Regions from separate parts of the Homo sapiens genome. Here region 1 is linked to region 2. Evidence: chromatin loops called from intact Hi-C (ENCODE). Cell type or tissue: dorsolateral prefrontal cortex. All regions are shown on one strand. Each heading gives the region's core, and the rest is flanking DNA. Links, peaks and the distances in the headings are about the cores only. Region 1 holds the start of TMPRSS5 (transmembrane serine protease 5). Region 2 overlaps LOC107984390 (a long non-coding RNA gene).

Region 1 (7,297 bases), core at 1,883-5,882, 100 kb after region 2:
AGGAAAGAGAGCATAAAAGGTTGGAAAATTTGTAGCCTGATGATGTGATAGAAAAGAAAACCCATTTTCTGAGGAGAAATTCCAGCCTGCTGCAGAAATTTGCATAAGTAATGAAGAGCTAAATGTTAATCACCAAGACAATGGGGAAAATATCTCCAGGGCATGTCAGAGACCCGCAGAGCAGTCCCTTCCATTACCAGACCAGAGGCCCAGGAGAGAAAAATGGTTTTGTGGGCCAGGCCAGGACCCCCTGTTCTGTGCAGCCTGAGACATGGTACTGTGTGTCCCAGCTGCATCAGCTCCAGCCATGGCTAAAAGGGGACAAGGTACAGCTCAGATCATTGCTTCAGAGGGTGCAAGCCCAAGCCTTGGCAGCCTCCTTGTGGTGTTGAGCCTGCGGGTGCACAGAAGTCAATAACTGAGGTTTGAAAACCTCCACCTAGATTTCAGAGGATGTATGGAAACACCTGGATGCCCTTGCAGATGTTTGCTACAGGGATGGAGCCCTCATGGAGATCCTCTGATAGGGCAGTATGGAAGGGAAATGTAGGGTTGGAGCCCCCACACAGAGTTCCCACTGGGGCACTGCCTAGTGGAGCTGTGAAAAGAAGGCCACCATCCTCCAGACCCCAGAATGGTAGATCCACCAACAGCTTGCACTGTGAGCCTGGAAAAGCTGCAGCCCATGAAAACAGCCAGAAGTGGGGCTGTGCCCTGCAAAGCCACAAGGGCAGAGCTGCCCAAGGCCATGGAAGCCCACCTCTTGCATCAGCGTGACCTGGATATAAGGCATGTAGTCAAAGGAGATCATTTTGGAACTTTAAGGTTTAACGACTGCCCTATTGGATTTCAGACTTGCATGGGGACTGTAACCTCTTTATTTTGACCAATTTCTCCCATTTGGAATAGGTGTATTTACCCAATGCCTGTATCCCATTGTATCTAGGAAGTAACTAACTTGCTTTTGATTTTACAGGCTCATAGGCAGAAGAGACTTGCCTTGTCTCAAATGAGACTTTGGACTTGGACTTTTGGGTTAATGCTGGAACGAGTTAAGACTTTGGGGGACTGTTGGAAAGGCATGATTGTGTTTTGAAATGAGGACATGAGATTTGGAAGGGACCAGGATAGAATGATATGATTTGGCTCTCCCCTCACCCACAATCTCATTTTGAATTGTAATTTTGAATTGTAATTACCACGCACTGGGGGAGGGACCTCATAGTAGGTGATTGGATCATGGGGGCAGTTCCCCTATGCTATTCTCATGATAGTGAGTGAGTTCTCACAAGATCTGATGGTTTTATAAGGGGATTTCCCCCTTTACTCTGCACTTCTTTCTCCTGCCAGCATGTGAAGAAGAGTGTGTTTGCTTCCCCTTCCACCATGATCATAAGTTTCCTGAGGCTTCCCCAGCCATGCAGAACTATGAGTCAATTAAATCTCTTTCCTTTATAAATTACCCAGTCTCAGGCAGTTCTTCATAGCAGTGTGAGAACAGACTAATACACTACCATCATCATTCAAAAGAATAAGGGCTTACTTCTCATTGAGGTGATCACAGAAGGCTTCCTAGAAAAAGCAGCCTCTGAGACAGGCCCACAGGGATGAAGAGGGTTTGAGCTGATATAATGGGCATTGGGCAGTCCAGACAAAGAGGATTGAATCAGCAAAGGCAAAGGGATAAGAAAGCATAGAGCAGAGTATGTCATATGTGTGTCTGCAGCTCATGAGCCATGAAGAGGAGTAATGAAAATAAGATCTTAAAAAAAACACCAGACAGTTCAAAGCTAAGTCTGCAACCTACTATGTGAACTTGGACAACTCAGGCCATCTCTTCAAATTTCAATTTTCTCATTTGTAAAATAAGAGTAATAACTCCTGCTTTCCAAGGAATAATCTCCCTCCTCGAGTATCTTGTCTCTCTCTGTTATTCTCCATGCCATAAAGTCAGAGTAATCTTTCTAAAATGCAAATATGAGCATGTGAGCCCCATCTCTACCCCATGAGTCTTTGTGGCCTTCAGGATCAAACAGGAGCTCCATGGCATCGCTCACAAAGTCCTCCATGATCTCGCCTGGCCTCACCTCTCCATCCTCACTGCCAGCACTTGCTCCCTCCACAGCAAAATTTGGGATCACACTGACATACGTGCCATACTTCAGTGCCTTCAGGCACTCTCACAACAGAGAGACTTTGCATCTGCTCTCCCCTTTCCCATGTAACTGACTCCAACTGACCCTTCGAGACTCAGCACAGACATCACTTCTCCAGGAAGCTTCCTTCTATGCATACAGCACCTGTTGGGCCCTATATTGTGCTCATTTACTTCCTTCTCTCTCCTTTCTCACTGGTTTTTGCATCCCAGGGCTAAGCACAGAGCCTGGCACAAAGTGGGAATTCAGTTAAAGTACATTAAAGGAGGGAAGGAAAGAAGGGAGGGGGGAGGGAGAGACAGAGGGGGAGGTACAAATAAGATAATGTGAATTAAAATGACTTTAAAAATTGTAAAGCCCAATACAAATGTTAAGTATAATAATATTAATAAGAACTACACCTAAGCTGTGGATCCTTCCCCCCAAAATTTATAATCCAGTAGGGTAGATAAGATCTCTCAAAACTGAAGCAACTCCCGTTTCCCCTGCAGACTACTGTCTCCCCTGCATCTTTCCCTGTCAACACATAGGGTTGTACCCAATGAGGATAAAAGCCTGAAATGCTGACTCCAGGACAGTATTGGCTTAAATGTGATTTTCATGTGTCACATGAAATGTTCTTTTCACGCCAAAACCTCCCCAGTCATGCCTTCGTACTCCACTGAACTGTCTTCCTAACCCTCCAGCAGGAGGAAGGAAAGACTTTGTCAGACTCACCTAGGTCAGTCACCTCCAAATTGCCCCGAAAATCATTCCACTGGACCCAGAGCACCCATGCCAGTTCAGCTCACAGACAGCGCAGCAGCCCCAACATCTTGCCTATAGAAAGAGGTACCAGCCCCACCTCCCTATTCCCTACACCAGCCACAGCCCAGGACCTATAGGACTGGACCTCCCAAGAGCTGCAGGCCTTGCTTTTCCAGGAGAAACAGAGGTCATGGTTTGTATCAAACCACACACATTCTTTCTTGTGCCTACAGATGAGACTCACAGGACACAGGCAGTGAGGCTGCAGGACAGCAGGCTTGGGAGAGCCAGTCAAGCACCCATAAGATAGTAGAGAAGCAGCAACAGAAGGTGAGGTTTGGATTTCTTCTCTGGGGTTGTGTGATTGCTCTTGAGCTGATGTCCCTCTGAGTGGAGAGGCAGGCCTGATCTAGAGAGAATTCCAGGGCATGGCCAGTCTTTTCTTCTGCCTCAGTACCAAGGAAGCTTGGCTTTAAACCCAGCCTCTGAATAAACTGGCCTCACCTCATGTACTGCTCCACCTCAAAATTCAACTGCCCAAGCTCATGTGCTAGCCTAGAAAAAAAAATGGCCTTTAAAATTACAGGACTCCTTGCTCCTCTTTTTGAGTGGAAGTTCAACGTAATAACGATTTGTTGAGCACCACATATGTGCAAAGCACTTGATAGATCTAAGAGGGATGAAAGAGGATAATAAAGGGCAGTCCCTGGGGAGGAAACAGGAAATTGGCCACACAGGGCCCCTGCTAGGATCCAGCCCCTGTACCAGAGCTGCCTCAGGAGGCTCTTTCCACCAGCCTAGAATCCCAAGGGCAGAGGAGGGAGAGAGAAAGAAAGAGAGAGAGGCCACAGCAGGGATGGCACAGAGACGTAACCTTACCATAGGGGTCAGTGGCACTGTTGTAAAGCCTCAGGGTCTACTAGGCAATGTTCCGCTCCTGTTCTCAGGCCAGCATTGATTAAAGCTAGCCCAGCAAGCTTGGTTGGAAGATGAGGTCTCCCTGGTTCGCACATGGCCCCTCCCTGTATCCCTACTCCAACACTCACACAGACACGCGCCACAGAGACAATGAACTCTGCTGAGGACCCATGAATAGGCCCCTTGTTGCAGGAAAGGGGGACAAGGGCTGGGCTGGGCTAGGCAACCCCAGCCCCTCCCATCTGCTAACTGGAAACTCAGAAACAGAGGAAAAGGTTATGGGGAGGAGGGGAGGCCAACTACTGTTGCTTAGCAACAAGGTCCCTTGTGCCAAAAAGTGTGCCCCATGCATGCATGCTGGCAGAATTCTCCCTTCCTGCTGACAGAGCTGTATTGGAGAGACCGATATTAGCATTTGTTGAAATGTTTCTGAGCCCTCTGGATTTTATCTCGCCTCCATGTGGGTTGGCTTTTCTAGCAGTCTGGGGCTGTCACCATGTTGGAATTGTTGGGGTGATGATGGAAGATCTTTGTCACCTCTTGCCCGAGGGCCACATCTGTCTCCCCAATGCCAGGGAAGTGGGGCCTCTACCCCTGTCTGCCCTGGGAGCCAGTTGCAGCAGGAGCCCTCAGTGCTATCTTGTTTCAAAGCACAAGGTGACCCAAGTGAGCCCACACGGGGCTAAACACACCTGGGAGCAGGCACATCTCTTTAGACAAGGAGGCAGAATAGGTCCTGGGGAAGGCAAACACAGGTGGGGCTTCCTTTCCTCCAACTGGCTGCTCAAAAACCCCTCAGAAGGGACAGTTAAGAATATAGGCTTTAGAGTCAGGCCTTCATCCAACCTCAGTTCTCCCACTTCCCTTACTCAGCCTCACCTGTAAAATGAGGATAATAGTACATGCCTCATAGGGTTGATGTCAGAATTCATTGAGATATTGCCTATAAAGCCCATAGCCTGGTGTCTAGCACAGACTGTATTCAGCAAACAGTAGCTGCTATTATTATTGTTGTTGTTGTTGTTGTTGTTGTTGCTGAATGTCACCCACACAGGATTTAACTTTTTGCTCCCTATTTTCCTCATACACTGTATTAGTCAATTCTTGCACTGCTATAAATAAATACCTAAGACTGGACAATTTCAAGAGAAAAGAAGTTCTCACTGTTCCACAGGCTGTACAGGAAGCACAGTGACTTCTGCTTCTGGGGAGGCCTCAGGAAGCTTCCAATCATGGTGAAAGAAAAAGGGGGAGCAAGGCCTCTAACATGGCAGGAGCAAGAGCAAGAGAGAGAAGGGGGAGGTGCCACACACTTTTAAACAACCAGATCTCATGAGAACTCTATCACGAGAATAGCACCAAGTGGATGATGAATCATGAAGGTTTCTTGATCATGAAGGATCCACTCCCATGATCAAATCACCTCCCATCAGAGTCCACTTTTAACATTGAGGATTATAATTTGACATGAGATTTGGGTTGGGACACAGATCCAAACCATATCATACACTCAGTGTGTCAATTCTGAACTTACTCTCATCACACCAGAGCACACATAAGACAATGAAGAGATAGAGGTCAGCTGTGAATTATAGAAGAAGGAGAGAAATGGTGGCTGGAACTCAGAAGCCCTTGGCTAGGCTCTGAGGTCTCCTAGGACAATACTCTTCAGACTACAAACCTGAATATCTACCGTGTGTCAGAAACTAGCCTGGGCATGGAGGATGAACAAGTCACAGACTGGGTGCTTACAGACTGGAAAAAGGGATAGAAACAGATGTAAGTAACTGTTATTATGAAAAGTGAAATAACAAAGACATAAACCCAGAGGTATAGGAGAATAGAGGAATAGCTGCCCTGAGGATACAAAGAAGAGGGCTTTGCAATGGAGGAGACATTTGAACTGAGTTTTGAGAAGTGACAAAGCAATCACAAAGAAGGGTAATTAAAATATATTGCACGTAATGTCAATGAAAATGGTAGGAGTAAAATCCTCTGAAAATTTCCTCCCCCCTAAAAGCAATGAGAAAAATGGCAAAAAATGGTGAGAATCAATTTTTTCAGAACTCTGGAAATTAATCAAAAGTTTATAGCAATCTGGGAAGTCTTCGTTCAAGAAAAAAAATGACATAATTATAGAAAGAAGAGTGAGCCTTGTGGCATTTTAACTTGCTCCAATTCCATCCCCCTCACCCCAACTCTGCAGTAGCTTTGAAAACCAACAAACCACAATCATCATGGAAACCAGCAGCCTGGCAGCTACAAGAAGGGGTAGAACAGCCTTGGAGTTCCTTCAAAGCCTCATTCCCAGAGAGTTGTAATTATTTGACCTGTCTAGTGGTTCCCTGGAAGATACCATTTGCAAGACTGTCTTTATTTCACCTGTCTCAAAGCTTGCCTGGAGTGAACAGCTTTTTCCTTAAGGGTATTTGTTGAAAACAACTAGAGACAATTGTTGGACTTTGTGGCTGCCTAAAACAATGGATAACAGTTGAGGCAAAAAAAAAAAAAGGGCTAAACAAAAAGCTTAAAAAGAAAATGTGGGGGAATAAAATATCTATAAAGGGCCTTGAAAGGCTCTGAAATATCCCAAGGAATATAGAAAGCCATATGTACGCACAGGAGGGTGCACATGCCCAGGGCTGTGCACATGTGCAGGAAAAACTAAGGAAGGTCCTGAGCTCTCACCCTGGGCTAAGCTTAAGGCTCTGCACAAGCAGGAAGGCTAAGGTGGAGTTGTCAATGTCCTGTCTGAGAGTTGAAGGCATGTCCCAACATACACACAGAGCCACTCTGCAAAAACAAGGTGACTTATTGGTCTCAAGCATCAAGAAACTCTCTGTCTAATTACTAGCTGAACACTAAGCAGAGAGAGATTTCAGTGGCCACACATGACAAAAAACACAGACTTTGCAGAATTAGCTCAGAAAAGTCACTAAACACACAAAGAAGCAACATCAACAACAACAAACCCTGAGGAAGGGAGAGAAGGTTATTTCCAAAGTTGCTGTATTATATTATGTTATTTAAAATGCAGTTTTCAATAAGAAATTATGAGGCACACAAAGAAACAAGAAAGTAAGGCACATACACCGGGGGAAAAAATAATTGATAAAAACTGTCCCTGAAGCCCATATATTGAACTTATAAGATGAAAACTTTAAATCAGCTATTCTATATACATTCAAAGAAGTAAAGAAAACCATATCCAAAGAACTAGAAAAAGGTATGAGAATAATATCTTATCAGGTAATGAATATCAACAAGGAGATAGAAATTATATATTTTTTTCAAGAACCAAATATAAATTCTGGAGTTGAGTAGTATGATAGCTGAAATGAAAAATTTACTAGAAGGGCTCAACAGCAGATCTGAGCAGGCAGAAGAAAGAATCTGTGAATTAAAGATATGTAAATTGATATTATACAGTCTAAGGGATAGAAAGGAAAAAAGAATGGAGAAAAATGAACAAAGGT
Region 2 (7,297 bases), core at 1,372-5,371:
GAATAGAGAGGGGGGGAAAAACACAATAGTTCCTTTTTACTTACAGATCCAAAATAGAATATAAGCAAACTGAATTCAACAGCACATTTTTAAAAATTGTGATCAAATAAGGTTTATTGCAGTAATCTTGAGGTAATTTAAAAACAGAAATCTGTTAATATAAGCCATACACTAGACCAAGGGAGAAAAATCAAATGATTTCTCAATAGATTCAGAAAAAATATTTTATAGAAATTTCACATATATATATATAATAAAAACACTTAGTAAAATAGGAATTCCTTTAAGTTAGTAAAGGAGCTATGCCCAAAATATACAGTAAGCATCACACTAAATAGATAAGATCAGAAATAACCCAAAAGATGTCTGCTATGACCATTTCTGGATATCCTGCCTAATGCTATATAAAACTAATAATAATAACAACAGCAATAAGAGTTTTTAAGAATTAAAAGGGAAATGATAACATTTCTATTGTTTTCAAGTTATATGCTCATGTATGAGAAATCTCAATAGATCTGAAGACAAACTGAAAGATCTATTAAGTGTTCAACAAGGGAACTAGATACAAAATCAATCTACATAAGGCTAGGCCTGGTGGCTCACACCTGTAATCCCAGCGCTTTGGGAAGCCAAGGCAGGAAGATTGCTTGATGCCAAGAGTTCAAGAGCGGCCTGGGCAACGTAGCAAGATTTCATCTCTACAAAAACTTTTTAAAAAATAAATCGATCTACAAAAATCAATAGCATTTTTACAGACTTACACTAAAACACGAAAATAAGACATTATTCACAATAGCAACAAAACCTCTAACATCTAGGAAATAAGCTAATAAAGAATGCACATTCTTCTAAAGAGAGAGCTTTAGAACTTTAGAACTCTACTAAATCTTTTAAGCTTGTTTAAAATAATGAAGAAAATGAGTAAAAGTAGAAGTAAAGGTAGAGCCCTAATTTTTCCCAAACTAATCTATCAAATCTATGCAATTGCAAACAAAATACTAACTGAAATTTTCAGGAACTTAATAAAACAATCCTTAACAATTTGTTTAGAAAACTAAAGATGTTAACTTGCAAATATCAATTAAGAGTAACTAGCACACAATAATAAAACAAAATGTAAAATTCCTGGGATTCAACAAATAAAAACTCAACTGACAAGGTGAAAACTGGATGGCTGAGAGGCATTAAAAAAGACCTGAATAAATAGAGAGACATAGAAACATAGTATTTGCCCAAATGTGTGGTAGTTCAATATTACAAAGATGTCTATTTTCCCTGAGTACATCTATAAATTCAGTACAATTCCAACTAAATTGATGCTGCTTAACACACACACACACACACACACACACACACACACACACCTTTTTTGGCAGGGGGTTGGGGGAGATCAAAAAAACAAGCAAAAAAATCCTGTGCAAGGCTGACTAGATGGGTAGAATCTATTTCAACATGTATCTCTTCTCTGGGAAAAGAAATCTCCTTCTATTGCCTACAAAAATGTCCTGAGGATACCAAAAGGGACCAGATCCCTCTTTGCAAACCACAAATACTCTGCAACCACCTGTGGATATAGACGTCTGACCCTCATCATAGGCTGCTCTAAGAACAGAGTGAAGGTGGCAAAGAATGGAACAATGACTCTGCTTGGCTTATTCAGAAAGGCAGGAATAGATTAGTCCTCTTTCCAGATGACTAGATTGCAGAGGGTCCATTCTCTGCTCTGGAGCAACCCAGCTACCCCTGCATTCCTGGGAAATAAAATCTCAGACCAAGAGAAGCCCTGCCCGGGAAGGAACCGCACTGTGCTGAATAACTACTCCCAGGAAGAGAAGAAACCTCTCTGGCCCTGAGCGAAATTAGAAAGAGGAGAAAACTCAGCTTCACTTTGCCTTCCAGTACCTTAGCTTCCTTCTTGCTCTTTTTGATCTTTCCCTTCTCTGAATTGCCCACACTCATTCACTAATTCAACAAATGTGTATATTGAGCTCTTCCTCTGTGCCAGACACTATGCTGGGCATCCAGGGCTCTGAGGAAAGCAGCCCAATTTAGGTACTGACCTAAAGGACTGGAGATATAACACGCTTCTTCTCCAACTTCTTTCAAAAGGATTTGTTGATTTAAGAGACCTCAGAGAGAAGGCAATGCTTAACCCAAAGTTACCACTTCTCTAATAGAGAAATTTCAGATCTTGCTGTTTATTGGAAAAGAGGCAATACTTTAGCCAACAAAAACCTTTCCATTATTCCCCAAATCAACAATAGCTAGCATGCAGCTCAAAAAAAAATTAAAAAGTGTTTCCAAAGGACATTTTCTCATTTAGCTATGCAGAGCAGTGATTACCACAGAGGGGGTGCCAGAAGATACATGGGGCACAAGAAAAGGATGTGAGAACTCCTAATCCCTTAGAACTGTTTCAGCCTATACATCTTCTACTTTCTGTATAAGCTTTATAACATATATTAGTACAAATTTACATGTACAAAATTTATAAATAAATAACATAAGCAAAAACTAGGATGGGTGCTCAAAAATGTTTTACTGATAGGAAAGCATGATGGAAATTTTTTGGAGACCCCTAATATAACAAAGAGTTCAATCTCTTAAACCTAAAACCAGTCTTGGTGACCACAGTCCTAGTAGGTGCAGGAGAAGTCAAGATCTGTGTCCCCAGACCAAGGTCTAGCTCAGTTAACTCTGGGTCATTTCATGCCGGTCCCATAGTAGGAGGAAAAATCTGGTAGAACAATGAAGGGAAATGAGCGAGTCAGAAGCAGAGATTGGAGGGAGAATTGGCTTTTCCAGGTCACTGGCTCGTTCATGGGCAACATCCCAGCATCTAAAAATAGAAGAAACATCTGCAGTTTGCCTCTTGGAGCTGGGGCTTGGATGAGCCCCAGGACAGGCCCTGGCAGACTGCTGGTGGCCACAATGACAGCACTGGCCTCTTCAGATGACTTCATCAGAGAATGGCCAGGAGCCAAAGAAGAGCTACTTCCAGAGCCAGGGTCCTCACTGTGAAACAAAAGACCCAGAAATAAGTAGGGACCTTAGCTCTTTAACCAGAGATCTGGCTCTTCTTTTCTTGGTAGCAGGGTGGGGAAAGAAAGGAGAAGCTGGAAGGGGTGTTCAGAAATCAGGGGGAGTCTCCTTGATCAAGGATGGCTTCAGAGTAGGTGATTGCTCAATGTCATTTTTCATTTCTTATCTGTGACTCTTCCTTTGGGTTCTCTGAGCCTGGCACATAGTAGGAATTCAAAAATACTACTACGCAAGAGAAGGAAAGTAAGAGTTTATCAGTGCAAGTCTTGAACTGAGCTCTGAGGAGAATTGTGTTTCTGATTAGTTTGACTTGCCGATGGGTATTCAGGAACAAAGGGAAGGTCCTGGCTGAATCCTAGGAGCATATTTGGGCCTCTGCTTTGTGAGAATCCATGAGGAAAGGAGAAAAAGGAAATCACAGCCTTCAACCTCCCTTTCTTAGGAGAAAGAAGAGAATGAATGAGGAAGCCGAAGAGCAGGAGAAATAGGAGAAGGGTTCTTGTCCATACTGAAGAAAAAGGACAACATTCAAGATGCCTAAAGAGGAGCAGGTGCTCATAGACAGGGTTCCCTCTTCATTCCCTGCCTGTTTGCCCAGCCCCAAACTTCCCAGGTCTCCCCTTCCTTCATTCCTTCTCAATTGACCCCTCACTTTCATCTTGCCAGTTTCCCAAAGGAATGTTTAAATAGGTATTACTCAAATTGGTGTTAATCAGTAACCAATTTGATAAACAATGTGTCTTTTCTCATCCTCTACTTCCCTTTGTTCTCCAAGAAAAGAAATGAAGTCTCTCTGGTCAAGATGGGCAGTGAGTTCATGCTTGATAACTCCTGCCACTCCAAACAATATAGCAATGAAATGAAAAGTGAAAACGCACTCACAAAATACATAACAAGGTTCTAATATGAGATAAGCATCTGCATTGATCAGAAACAAAACAAAATATTAAAAAGTGATCCTCAATGTGTTCATGTCCTTTGCAGGGACATGGATGAAGCTGGAAACCATCATTCTCAGCAAACTATCACAAGGACAGAAAACCAAACACCACATGTTCTCACTCATAGGTGGGAATTGAACAATGAGAACACATGGACACAGGGCGGGGAACATCACACACCACAGCCTGTCAGCGGGGTGTGTATTGGGAGAGGGATAGCATTAGGAGAAATACCTAATGTAAATGATGAGTTGATGGGTGCAGCAAGCCAACATGGCACATGTATACCTATGTAAAAAAAACCGGCACTTTGTGCACATGTACCCTAGAACTTAAAGTATAACAATAAAAATGAAAAGATAAAATAATTTTAAAAAGTGAACCTGAATGGAGCTGTGAGCTTGCTGGGCTCTGGGCCCAGGTGGAGGGAATGGTAGCTAAGAGTTCAGATCCTGGGGAGAAAGGAACTTAAAATACTTCACAGGAAACAAGGAACTTGAGTCAGGAGTTTTTACCAACTTACTCCTCTCTTAGGTTGCAAAAGGAAGCTAGAAAATATTACTGACAATTGCTGTCTAAGGGTACACGTCTTTGTAAGCTTCAGCCTACAGATGTGGGAGTCCAGAGACCCGATCTCAGACCAGGGTCTGAGATCTGTGACAACCCACCATTCCCTGGTGGGGGAGAACTCTGAGTAACTATTAAAACACTTGGTTCTGGAAGAGGGACCAAGTAAGCTGGGAGGAGATGCAAGCCACTAGACAAGAAGGAGTAGGGGGAATGAAAAAGAGAAGGAGACAAAACATGAAAGAGATGGAAACTTTCACTGAAAATATTTTCTTCACAGAATACTTGCACATCTTTTGATAGGTTTATGTATAAGTGTCTTATTGCTTCTTTGGTACTGTGAATGAGATTTTTTTTTCTAATTATGTTTCTGATTGGTTATTGTTTTGTGTAGGAATGCGATTGTCTTTTTATGTTGTTTTGGTATCCAGCCAAAATGCTAAAACGTTTATTAGTTCTCATATTTTGTAGATTCTTTTGGATTTTTGGTGTAGACAGTCATAGCATCTACAAATAACAGCAGCTTATATGTTTCTTTCCAATCTTTTACTTCTTATTTCTTTTTCTTGTTTTATTGCATGGGCTATGGAACTGAAGATAGTTGCCCTTCTTATTCCTGTCTTTAATGGGAATATTTCTACAATATCACCATTAAGTATATTGTTTGCTGTCTGTAAATCTGTTAGGAGTATCCTTGGTCAGGTTAAGGAAACCTCCTCTAACAATCTGCTAAGAATTACCTGAGATGTATTTAAAATGCACATCTCTGAACACTATTTGATCAAAGAATCAGAATTTCTAGAGATGGTGACTAGAAGTCTAGAGTTTAAGAATTACTACATTACAGAAATTGTTTCTTAATGCTTTTTAATAATTTTCATTTTTAATAATTTAGAATAATTCTGCTGTCTTGACCTGCCTGAAGCACTTAACACTGCTTGGAATTCCCTCTTCTCTTGGTGTTTGCATCTGCAGCAAGCTGCGTCTTCCCCCACATTTCTACCTGTTTTTTGGAAGCTTCATGTGTCCAGTAAAGAGGAACCCTAAGAATTTGAGATAAATGTCTTATCTGATCTGTATTTGCCTGATTTGGGGATTATAGTCTTAACCCACTTTTCTCCATCATCCTCAATACTGCACTCCCAGGCTTTGTAATCTGAGGCTCTTCCTATCCCAGAGTCTGTATGAGCTGAGTTTGTTATTAGACATGGCCCAATCTCACCAATAAGACTAGAGTCACCTCCCTTGTGTATCTCTTCCTATGAGGCTCCCTCCATGTCCAAGTTTCATAGTATAACTAAACTGAAGCTAACCAGGCACTGACTCGACTACCAAATGGGTGGAGCTATTGCTGTCAGGGATATACTACAATTTCTAAGTTTAGTATTTATTATTTTATATTTAGAGTTATCACTTTTGATATGAAAAATTAGATGCATATCACTTTCAGATATAACACATCTCCAACTCTCCCCAGTTATCTCTCCTATAAAAGACTTACCTATTAGCAACTAACACCAACAGACCCCCAGTCATGCCCCTTCATCCTCACTCAACTAGTTATATCAGCTATTTCAGGTATTGGATTTCCTTTTTATAAAAGGAAAATGGCAGCCCAGCTGTATCATGAGATTTCTACAGAAATGATGGTTATCCCACATGTATTTAATTTGTGGTTCGTTTTGGGGAGAAGCCACTCTCACAATCAGAAGACAGCCCCAGCTTTTGTACACCCAAGGGAATTGAACTGACTTTGCTGATATGAATTCCGGTTACAGAACAGTATCACTTCATCTCATCAACAGAATTCAAGTACTATTTCAGAAACAAGAGAGAGCTATTCTATAGATTTCCTTCCTAAATCCTAAGTCCCTTATTTCTTTCTAAGTCATGAGTCTTAAATCATAAATCCAACTGTAGTACTTCACAGTCAGTTTCAACTCTATAAACCTTATATTAATTCTGCCTAAGAGCACATGAATGCTAATATTTTCAATTGTATAAACTTTTTGTTATTGATGTTATAAATCTGAGTTTTAAAAGTAGCTAACTTTATAACTTTTAGAAATTTTCATCATACTTTGAGACCTCAGTCTCTTCATCTTTCAAGTAAAAGGGTTGGGCTGGATCTCTAAGTGTCCTTCTGGCCCTAACATCCTATGGGTCTGGGTGCCAAGGCTTTAAACAATGTCCAGTGAGAAAATAAAGAGGATGCAAACTCTGACCCTGGGCTGTGAATGAGTATGCTACTCCCAGATTTACCCAGAAGGATGTTCTGTGCCCTAAAGAGTGGCCAAGTGAGTTTATGGTCTGGTTATCTTGGCTATTTGCTCTTTTCTAGAATTGCAATATGTGAATAAATTTAAAACACTTTAGTTTTCCAACTAGTAAATATAGGTTGAATTGGAAAATGGAAATTTTGAAGTATTCTTATTTGCAAAACACAATACTACAACTCAGTTCTTCATTTATATTGCATGGATCAAAAATAAAATGAAATGACAAAAATTATTGGTGGAAATATTCTTTAAATTAGTTGAAATGATTTGGGTATCTAAAAAAAAATTAATTCTAGGTTTAATTTTTTTTTTCATTTAGGTCTGTCTTCAGACTAGGATTTCAAAATTAACTGGGGTTTTTAGAGACCTAAATATTTCAACTAAAATATCAACTACTGCCTTTGACAAAATTCAACAACCCTTCATGCTAAAAACTCTCAATAAATTAGGTATTGATGGGACATA

What was found. A loop is a pair of places that touch in the nucleus more often than their neighbours do. Peaks named below come from ENCODE experiments on the same cell type or tissue, not always from the same donor. Only the 100,000 strongest peaks of a DNase experiment are listed, where the experiment ranks them.
Region 1: it touches region 2 in a loop (7-fold over the local background); 3 of 110 quality-filtered maps call a loop at or near these places.

The regions. Positions count from the first base shown.
Region 1 is chr11:113,702,440-113,709,736 of GRCh38, forward strand. It overlaps TMPRSS5 (transmembrane serine protease 5), which reads right to left and starts at 3,869. Exons shown (of 13, transcript NM_030770.4): 1 at 3,783-3,869. The coding sequence starts at 3,785. In dorsolateral prefrontal cortex, for the core only: no CTCF peak of the experiment used is centred there; a DNase peak (open chromatin) is centred at 3,992; H3K4me3 peaks cover 2,588 bases; H3K27ac peaks cover 1,850 bases.
Region 2 is chr11:113,600,642-113,607,938 of GRCh38, forward strand. The region is part of intron 1 of LOC107984390 (a long non-coding RNA gene); the gene reads right to left. Among named protein-coding and RNA genes, the nearest start is that of TMPRSS5, 100 kb to the right of the region's middle. In dorsolateral prefrontal cortex, for the core only: no CTCF peak of the experiment used is centred there; a DNase peak (open chromatin) is centred at 2,910.